2 separate regions of the Homo sapiens genome follow, and region 2 is linked to region 1. Evidence: chromatin loops called from intact Hi-C (ENCODE). Cell type or tissue: B cell. All regions are shown on one strand. Links, peaks and the distances in the headings refer to the core of each region. The heading gives the core; the rest is flanking DNA. Region 1 overlaps LINC01215 (long intergenic non-protein coding RNA 1215). Region 2 overlaps IFT57 (intraflagellar transport 57).

What was found. A loop is a pair of places that touch in the nucleus more often than their neighbours do. Peaks named below come from ENCODE experiments on the same cell type or tissue, not always from the same donor. Only the 100,000 strongest peaks of a DNase experiment are listed, where the experiment ranks them.
Region 2: a loop joins it to region 1, with 2.1 times the contacts of the local background. A loop is called at or near these places in 1 of 110 quality-filtered maps.

The regions. Positions count from the first base shown.
Region 1 is chr3:108,135,133-108,140,518 of GRCh38, reverse strand. It overlaps LINC01215 (long intergenic non-protein coding RNA 1215), which reads right to left. Exons shown (of 2, transcript NR_110030.1): 2 at 1,909-4,205. Among named protein-coding and RNA genes, the nearest start is that of LINC01215, 13 kb to the right of the region's middle. RefSeq lists an enhancer at 3,807-3,946. In B cell, for the core only: no CTCF peak of the experiment used is centred there; a DNase peak (open chromatin) is centred at 3,408; H3K4me3 peaks cover 1,217 bases; H3K27ac peaks cover 2,146 bases.
Region 2 is chr3:108,182,502-108,187,887 of GRCh38, reverse strand. The region is part of intron 6 of IFT57 (intraflagellar transport 57); the gene reads left to right. Among named protein-coding and RNA genes, the nearest start is that of IFT57, 37 kb to the left of the region's middle. RefSeq lists a silencer at 4,389-4,589. In B cell, for the core only: no CTCF peak of the experiment used is centred there; no DNase peak of the experiment used is centred there; H3K27ac peaks cover 334 bases.

The sequences.
Region 1 (5,386 bases), core at 312-5,311:
TTATAATGCTGTTGGGAGTATTAAAATGGCTTCTTGCATTTGAAACTTTTAGCATAGTTCTCAGTATTTAGTAACCACTCAATTAACTACTCAATAAGTGTAGATTTTTCTTCTTTCAGAGAGCGTACAGGGTTAGTAAGTAGGCTTCCCTAGGACTAAGCCTTGAAGAAATCCAATGATTAATAGTTAGGTAAAGAAGGATGAGGAACAACCACATTATGGTCTGAATCCCTGCTGTCCCAAATCCACCCACAAGAGAAACTAGGACAGCAGCTGCATCTAGAGCCTGCTAGGGTGCTTATCCCTCCTAACAATGTGTATGTGTAGCCAGGAGGGAAGGAGCCAAGTGTTCTTGAAGGGATCCCAAAGTCAAAGGCCTGGTTCAAGGAATAAAGGAGGATATGAAGTAGGAGACTACAAAGCCAAGCTGGAAGCAGGTCAGTAGCAGGTCAGAAACCAGAGAAACAGGAGCTGGGAAATTACAGTTGACCCTTGAACAATGTGGAGGTTAGGGGCACCAACCCCTCATGCAGTTGAAAATCCAAGTATAACTTTTGATCCTCAAGAACTTAACTACTAATACCCCACTGATGGCCCAAAGCCTTGCCAATAACATTAACAGTCAGTTAACACATATTCTGTATATTATATGTATTATATACTGTGTTCTTACAATGAAGTAAGCTAGAAAAAGAATGTTATTAAGAAAATTACAACAAATATAGTTATTATTCATTAAGTGGAAGTGGATCAGTCATCAAGGTCTTCATTCTCATCATCTTCATGTTGAGTAGGCGGAAGAGGAGGGGGTTTGTTTAGCAGGAATAGCAGAGGCAAAAGAAAACCCATGTATAAGTGGACCAGTGCAGTTGAAACCTGTGTTGTTCAAGGGTCAACGGCACTGCTAACACATGAGACGCCCAGGACATCCTAATGAAGATAGGTGGACAGGATTGGAGAAACCAGAAGATTCCATAATATTCTTAAATACATAGATGCCTACTGCTCAGAACCACCTATCCTAGAAGTATTTAGAGTTTTCTGCTTATAAAGAATGAAATAGACCAGGTGCAGTCACTCATGCCTGAAATCCCAGCACTTACGAGGCCAAGGCAGGCAGATTACTTGAGGTCTGGAGTTCGAGACCAGCCTGGCCAACATGGCAAAACCTCCGTCTCTACTAAAAGAACAAAAATTAGCTGAGCTTGGTGGCATACACCTGTAATCCCAGCTACTCAGGAGGCTGAGGCACAAGTATTGCTTGAACCTGGAATACAGAGGTTGCAGTGAGCTGAGATTGCCACCCTGCACTCCAGCCTGGATGACAGAGCAAGACTCTGTCTCAAAAAAAAAAAGAATGAAATAGAAGAGTTTTATAGCCCCTTTATCAGTTCAGTGGTTTAAAAGTGTTCTGTGGCTGGGCGTGGTGCCTCACACTTGTAATCCTAGCACTTTGGGAGGCCAAAATGGGCGGATTGCCTGAGGTCAGGAGTTCGAGCCCAGTCTGGCCAACATGGTGAAACCCCATCTCTACTAAAAATACAGAAAAGTTAGGCAGGCGTGGTGGCATGCGCCTGTAATCCCAGCTACTCTGGAGGCTGAGGCAGGGGAATTGCTTGAACCAGAGAGGTGGAGGTTGCAGTGAGCCAGATTGTGCCACTGCACTCCAGCCTTGGTGACAGAGCGAGACTCCATCTCAAAACAAACAAACAAACAAAACAACAACAACAACAACAAAGTGTTCTTTATGTCAGTCATGCTGCAGTATGAAATTTTGATACTTATACGTTATGACAATATGTTACTTTAAAAAGTATATCTTCTCTGGTATTTTCAGCTACTGTTATTGTTTTGGGATATAATATATCAGACAAGAAGTATTTAACCAAAACCCAGCTGACAATTTCAAAATGTTCTAAAAATATTTATTGATATGTTGATAATGATTCCAGTAATAGTGATTGATATCATCAATGTTAGCATCAACATTGTTCAGTAACAATAGGATCTGGTCAAATGTGATATCTGTGTTATGAAAAGCTATACATGCATACTTCAGAGATAGTGTGAGGCAGTTCCAGACCAAAGTAATAAAGCAAATATTACAATAAAGTAAGTCACTTTTTTTAGTTTCCCATGGCATATAAAAATTATACTTAGGCTACATTTTAGTCAAGTGTGCAATAGCATTATGTCTAAAAAACAATGTACATACCTTCATTAAAAATATGTTATTGCTAAAAAATGCTGTCACAGAGGCAGGAAGTGAGCATATGCTCTTGCAAAAATGATGCCAATAGACTCACTCGATGAAAAGTTGCCACAAATCTTCAATTTGTAAAAAACACATTCTTCGAGAAGTGCAATAAAATGAAGCGCAATGAAACAAGTGTGTATGGTGTGTGTGTGGGGTGGTGTGTGTTCAGAAAGATAGGAGTGTGCAATGGCAAGGAAACTCAATTTAAAGCAAATTTGGATTGAGACCAAATATATAGTAATAGAATTTGCATTATTAAATAAAGTATTGACATTGACTCATACTCGTAGAAGTCTATTCTCATTATGATGATAGCTACTCTTTCTTCCATTAGATTGATGAATTGCTGAAGGAAGCAAAAAGTAAATTCATCTCAGTAAGTGAAAATCATTTCATTGAGCATGAATTTTTGGGGTCCAGCCCCATACTAAAATAGTCACAAGTTGAATACCAAATGGTCTCTAGCCTAGGCCATTCTCAGTCAAAGGCAAACATACAACGCTTGTTCAAAGGAAGAAATATTATTACCTGAAATTTAACAAAGATCTTGGAAAATATTTAAATAGGCTAAAGCGACTTGTAATTTTTTTTCCCCCGAGTAGGCATGTTGTTCTGAAAGCTCTCCGGGCTGACATTGCCTGTTTACTTATTGATTGCGTCTTTTTCACTGTGCCAACAGCATTCTAGCCTCAGGGATCATTTTCCAATGTAGCTTTTTAAATGTTTTTAATTAGGACATTGTAATGGATTAAAGGCAGGCAGAGACTGAAAAGTAGCTACCTTTCTACACACACCTTAGGCAAACACACACTTCAAAAACATTCCGTCCGCCCCCCTCCCCCCGCCCCCCCCCCACCCCAAGTTTCAGTCTCCCTGTTGCTGCCCTGCCCCTCTCTCTTCAAGAACCCTTGGTTTCGGTTGTTGGAGTTTGGGGGCAGGGTGAAAAATCAATCATCCAGCCCTCACCTTCCAGTTCCACGCAGTTAAGAACTTGGCAAAATGAGCAAGCAGAGGATCAAAGCGTGGTATCAGCTTTAGCAGTGGTAAAGCTGGATTGGATAACACTACACGTTCCAAGCACAATATCAGCTTTAGGTAATGGGCCAGAGAGCACAGGGTTCTTTATTAAACTGCAGGAAATGCAACTGGACCCACTTCCCTTCTGCTCTATGTCTGCACTGGGGACTCACTGGACCAGGACTTATTAGCCATCTTGAAGCAGAGAAGCAAGAACGAAAGACCCAGCAGGACCCACCTGTAACGAGCTGACTACATGGGGACAAAGACAGGCATGTACAGCTCCTAGGAGCACTTGTGAGGCAGGAGAATAGGGTCTGGAGGCAGGGAATGTAAGGCCAATTCACGCTGACTTCCTAGAACTAAATCAAAAGGAAAACCCCCACTTTCCACGCCCAAGTGCCCAAGTAACAAAAGGACCAGAGGCTACTCCCTTTGCAACACCCCTCACCTGCCACCCTTTTTCTGCATTGCAGGTGAAAAACTGAAAGTCCCTCTGATTGGTCCCCTCTCACAACCAATCAGGTTGGTTGTGGGCCAAGTCTTCATTTGCGTGGGAGTATTACTTTGTAACTTCACTTCAGCCTCTAATTGGTCACTTTCCACAACTAATCAGACGTTTGCATTCTGATTGGTCCCTTCCAACCAATCAGACTGATCACAGGCCACTACTTCATATACATAGGGTGTACACCAAGTAACCAATGGAAACTTCTAAAGGGTATTTAAACCCCAGAAAGTTCTGTAACTGGGCCCTTGAGCTGCTTGCTCGGCCTGCTCCCACCCTGTGGAGTGTGTTTTCATTTTCAATACATCTCTGCTTTTGTTGCTTCTTTCTTTTCTTGCTTTGTTTGTGAGTTTTGTCCAATTCTTTGTTCAAAGCGCCAAGAACCTGGACACCCTTCACTGGTAACACTTGGGTCTGAGAGACCTAGAGAAAAAGAGAAATGACTCATGAACACTTAACTTTGTCAGGTAAAGAAACCTGGCAGAGTGGGTATCAAGTTTTCCCCAGTCTCACCAATCAGAAAAACCATCTTTCTCCCAAGAAAAGAGATGAGTGAGCAGGGAAGGGAGGGGCTGTAGTACTTTCCCCAAGAAGGCCATAATTCTAGATACACATGGAGAAACAATTATATTCCATTTATCCACTAAAAATAATACACAAGTTTTATTTTTCCCCCTTTCATATCAAGCACTGGTTAGAGATGACCCAGAAATCCAAAGATGGAAAGAACTTTACTGAGGTAAAGTTTATTTATGTTCATCATTTGGATGATATTAACCCTCTTTTTCAATCGGAAGCAAAGGATTTTTAGATGGGTTAATTCAGTCTCTCTGAGGAGCTGATACAGTTTGCTGTAAATGTGTTTTGCTTCACAGACAATAGTGCTGTGATGGAATGGTTGGTCCATGAGTCTGTGAATAAATGAATAAATCACACACCTGTTAAATTGTGTGCTGCACATAATCAAGGGGTTGTGATGTTGTTTTTTTTTAAAGCAAAAATGTTGCTTCTCTCCATTTGCTGCTCCTAAACAATTTCTAAATGTAGTGTCTTGTATTTTCCCCATTTAGTGAAGTTCAAAGTACTTCATGGTGCTCACACATGTGAATTCTAAATCTATGTATTGTCCCCATCAATTCTCAGAGTTGCAAATATAAGCACTGTGATTTGGCATAGGAGCAAATTAAAATATACCAACATTCTAATCCTTCCCCAGGTCATATTGTAAGTCAGGGTTGGAGAAGTAGGAGTGATAGAGTCTGAAAGGATACCATGAAGCATGCCACTCACCTGGGCAGGCACCCCGTGGGAGTGTATAAGGATGTAGGATTCTGGAGGAACCCACAAAAGTCCTGGAGCCTTAGGCTCCAATTCAAGAACACCTACCATGAATGACATCTCCATGCCAGGAACGTGACCACTGTGTCCACTGGCCAGGCCAACAGAAGGAGGAAACCATGAAGCTGCTGGGTTTTAAAACTTATGCATGGATAGCTTCCAAGCTCTCAGTTGTATCATGTAGTTTTAAAAAAAATGTCCTCTTCCTGAGTGGGGAACTGCAATCCATTATGAATGAAGACACTGCATTGTTATCTAAGTAGACA
Region 2 (5,386 bases), core at 100-5,099, 48 kb before region 1:
TATCTAGGACATCTAGAGATTTTACCTGTGTGTTTTAAAGAAAAGAAAAGAAAAGAAATGTATTATTTTGGGGTCAGTGTGTTTTACTGGTCAGTGTTGGATTAATTTTGAAGTGGTTTAGAGATGAGAGAGACAAGTAGTAAAGGACCTCTGTTATTTAAATTTGGTAGTAAATAAGTCCCATATTTATTTGGCTCTGGATCAAATATGTGTTTTGCGTTTTTCTCTCACACTTTTTTTTTTTAATCAGGCACCCTTCTGAGCCATAGTAGGCTCAGACACTCCCCCCCTTTTTTTTTTAACTTACATGAAAACAAGTTTAATTATTAGAGAAGTAAAGAAACAAAATCATGGCTACTCCATAGGCAGAGCAGTCTTCTCTCACACATTTATTCTTTTTATGCTTCCTAGCAGGAAATTACAGGAAAGTAAATCTCCTTCTCTATTCTTTTTATGTATTTCAATGTATGTGCTTTGATGAGATCTTATCATGTAACAATATTTTATTTTGTATATTCACCATAATATTGCAACAAGGTTTTTATTGCTAAACTAGCTTATCCCTATTGTCTGGCACCACTTGCTACTATTGCCAGTTCTCAAAGAATGCAAACTAATTTTAATATTAGCTTAAACAGAATACAATTAGGAAAGTAAATGTTGCCAAGAATACAAATAATATGCTTCACAGCTGAAGATAAAGAATTTTTGTTATATGCTGATTTGAATGGACCATATTAATGGTTCATTTTTTTTGGCATTGATTATAATGTTCCTGGTAATTACAGTTGACCCTTGAACAACATGAAGGTTAGGGATGCCAACCCCTGTGCATTTTAACTTTTGACTCTTCAGAACTTACCTACTAATAGCTTACTGTTGGCTGGACACCTTACTAATAACATACACAATTAACAGATATTTTGTATGTTATATGTATTATATTCTGTATTCTTACAATAAAATAAGCTAGATAAAAGAAAATGTTAAAAGAATCATAAGGAGGAGAAAATATATTTACTATTCATTAAGTGGAAGTGGAGCATCACAAAGGTCTTCATCTCCATTGTCTTCCCATTAAGAAGGCTGAGGAAGGAGGAGGGACTAGAGGAGGAGTTGGTCTTGCTGTCTCAGGGGTGGCAGAGGCAGAAGAAGTGGAGGAAGAGGAAGGGGAGGCAGGAGAGGCAAGCACACTGGTATAACTTTATGGAAATGCATTCTAATTTCTGGCTTTTTTTGCTTTTTCATTTCTTTAAAAACGTTTCTGTATATTACCAATTCTTCCGCAATTTGGTTTAATTTTTCATTGAAGGGTCCACGTTATAAAACAAGTCCAAAGTAGTCTTGAATAATCAGAGCCCTTCTGCCAGATTGTCCAGTATCAAATTTGTTTTCTGGTACTACTTCTTCTTCGTCTTCCTCCTCATTGTTTGGCATGGTTTGGAAGCACTTATCTCCATCAAATCATCTCCTATTAATTCCTCTGGTATTTTTATTAACTCTTGAATTTCTCCAAAATCCATATTTTGAAACCTGTTATCCCCACCAACATTTTTTTTTTTTTTTGGCATAGCCACAGTCTCTATCATGATTTCCTTGATTGTCTCTGTCATAAATCCTGTGAAGTCCTGCACAACATCTGGCACAGTTTTCTTCAGCAGGAATTTGTTTTAGACTTCATGGCTTTTACAGCTTTTTCTATAACAACAATGGTATCTTCATTGATATAATCCTTCCAGACTTTTATGATGTTCTCTCTTTTGGGGATCCACAGTGTTGACAATTCTTTCCATAGAGTACTATGTGTAATAAGACTTAAAGGTCCTTATGACCCCCAATCTACTAGCTGAATTGGAGATGTTGTGTTTGGGGGCAACTAGACCACTTCAGTGCCTTCGATGTTTAAGTCATGGGGTTCTGGGTGACCAGGGGCATGGTCCGATATCAAAAAACTTTAAAGGGCAGTCCCTTACTAACAAGGTACTTCCAGACTTCAGGGATAAAGCATCGATGGAACCAGTCCAGAAAAGGGGTTCTCAGTGTCTAGGCCCTTTTCTTGCACAACTAAAAGACTGGCAGCTGGTGATTATCTCTTCCTGTCAAGGCTCAGGGGTTAGCAGTTTATAAATAAGGGCAGTCCTAATCATAAACCCAACTATATTTGCATAAAATAGTAGAATTAGCTTATCCCTTCCTGCTTTAAATCCTAGTGCTGGCAGGAGAATCGCTAGAATCCAGGAGGGGGAGGTTGCGATGAGCTGAGATTGCGCCATTGCACTCCAGCCTGGGCAACGAGCGAAACTCCATCTCAAAAAAAAAAAAAAAAAAAAAAAAAATCCTAGTGCTCACATCTCTTAGTAATAAATGTCTTCGTGGCACTTTTTCTTTTTTTCATAACAGGGCACTTTAGTCTGCATTAAAAACCTGTTTAGGCAGATATCTTTTCTCCACAGTGATATTCTTAATGGCACCTAGGAACTCATCTTCTGCCATTTAGTCATCAGAAGCTGAGTCTCCTGTTATCTTGACATTTCTTAAAGCCAAACCTCTTTCAAAAATTATCAAACCATCCTTTGCTGGCATCAGATTCTCCAGCTTTAGATCCTTCACCCTCCTTTTGCTTTAAATTGTCGTATTATATCTTCATTTTTTCTTGAATCATAATGGAGGCTATAAGTATGTCTTTCTTATAGAAATCCTACACCCACATAAAAGCTGCATTTTCAGTATAAGAGAAAAAGTATTTTGCAAAAAGCGAAAGGTTTTTGTGCCTGCTGTCATAGCTGCAGTGATGGCTTCCTGAATTTTCTTTTTTTATAATGGTTCTTATGCTGGATTCATTTATCTTGAAATGACAAGAATCCTCAGCTGCAGACCTCAATCTACAGTACATGTCAAGCAATTCATCTCTTTATTGTAATGTCAGGACTTTTCGCTACTTCTTGGAAGCACTTCCAGCATTGCAAGTGACATTTGTATAGGTCCCATGGTGTTATTCAGGGTTTATGCTAAACATGAAAAATACTTGAAGATATTGCACTAAACATGAAAAGTACACGAAAACCTCAAGAAATAACTTTTTACTGTGATACACAATTTACTATAGAGACTAACTGCTCACTTGGACATGATTAACCTCACACATTTTAAGCAATATTTGCAACACTTGAGCTCATCACAATAATAAGAGGTGGCTACAAAATTATTATAGTAGTACAGATTGTACTACAGTTAATTTTATACACTTATGATTTAATACTGCATATCTACCTTTGTTTACATTTCTCTCAACTGTAAATGGTGCCACATACAGTCTGTGTTTGTGTGCATAAATTTTGGTAATCTTTAACTTTTTATAATAGTTTTTTTTGTATATTTATGGTAGTAAATAACATAGACTAGTATCTATGTATATTTTATGTGTTTATAACATACCTAACTTTTTCTTAATTTTTTCAATATTTTAGCCTGTGTGGTTCATCTGCAAGTTTTTTCAAATTGTTGCAAATCTCTAGAAAATTTTTTTGTATATTTATTGAAAAAAATCCGCATATAAGTGGACCCATGGAGTTGAAACCAGTGTTGTTTAAGGGACAGCTGCACTTCTAGGGTGGTTATGTATCCAGAGAACAATTCAGATCTGCCTCAAGTTGGAATAATGTGTCTAAAGATGCAGCCAGAAATTCTGCTAAGGAAGTAAAAATCAGCCAAATCCTAGCTCATGCCACTTTAGCAATGCCTCGGTTATGACCTAATGAGTATGGCTCAGGAGTCCATTTCTTAGAAACTGACTGTCTGAGGATGCCTAAACTAGAGTAGTACTTTAGGACAATTATTGAAGGATAATACTTTCCTACATAATTAAAAAATTTTAAATTCCTTATAGTAACATATAAACTTTTTAAATTTTTACATGAATCAATTGAAAGTTGCTGAGTTGAATATAACAATAGTTGAAGCTGAGCTGCCAAAGAATTCTCCATGTTCCATATTTCTGGAGAAATAGAAAAGGTGAATGCATATTCATATAAATTTTTACTTTCTGTAATTTTGATTAATTTTAAATTGCTAAAGAAATATTTAATGCTGTTTCTTGAGGAAGAATATTCTTTTTGAGTTTTTACTATAAAAAGCAAACCTTAGACTTTGTTAAAATAAATGGAGACCACGCAAGTGAGACCAAGCAAAGGCTATTTATTCAAAGCTTACTGTATAGCAAGGGTGTCAGCCACCGTCATGTGTGTTTGGCAAAGACTCAAAAGCAGGTAGGAAAATTTAAATGATTTTTAGTGGAAAAAAGGGAAGATTTACTATATGTTCAGATATGGCTGGTAATCTTCAGGTGGGCTAAACTAGAAGCAGGGTATAATATGTGACTGGCTGGTTAAGGGAGGGGAGGATATTTGGCTTGGTCTGGTTGGTCCTACATTGAAAGTGGGTGGCACACAAAAGTGGGGAAGCCAGCAGTCATTGATTAAACCCTGTTTGGGGCTGATTGCTACAGAGGCTGTGGTTTTGCTTCCCGGTCTGGCTGCTGCAGATTGTGGGTCAGAGTTATATATTTGTATATGAGCTGGCTGTTGTCTGTTGTTTATTTGTACAATTAGTGTCTCAACTTCATGTATTGACCCAAAGGAAAGTGGCTTCTAAAGTCATCAATCCTATTATTCTTCATGAAGAGCATGATTTTTTTTCAAGGCAAGTTTTTTTTAAATCACAATGGAAACCAAATAATCATTAATAATATTTATTCTTGTTCTCTAGAAATAAGGAAGAGCAGAAAGTGTGAAATCAGTTTTCAACTAAACCCTACTTAGGCCCTTTTCTTCAATTATGCAGTACTTATTACTAAATGATTGTGTGTTATAGTGATTTAATATTAGGCATTTAATGCAATGAAAAAATGTTCTAACATGCTTTAATGCCCTGTGGATATTGTAATTAGAATTTTGATTAATGACTTAAGTAGATTTTTTCCAAATTATAATTAAATGTTTCTTACTTTGTTGTTTTAAAAGATAGTTGGGTAGGTATCCCCTTCATTCCACCAAAATGTCTCTAGTATTAATAATTATGTAAATCTTCAGATTCATTACAAGAAATTTAGATAAAGAGATTATTTTTAAAAGGCCTTGGAAGTATTACAGTATGTTTTTCTAATTATCTCAAACCTTTGACTTACTGAACTGCTTTTTTTAATACTTACCTATTCATTTAGTGTCTGACTTAGAGTGCAGTTGTAAAAAGAACCTTAAACTTTAAATTTCAACTCCAAGCCATTGGATTTTGGTTTAACATAAATAAACTGTATAAGCGTTGCCTTGAGTGATTCACAGCAGGAAACATTTCTGGAAGAGTCATTGTGCTAAGGATGGAATCATTGCAA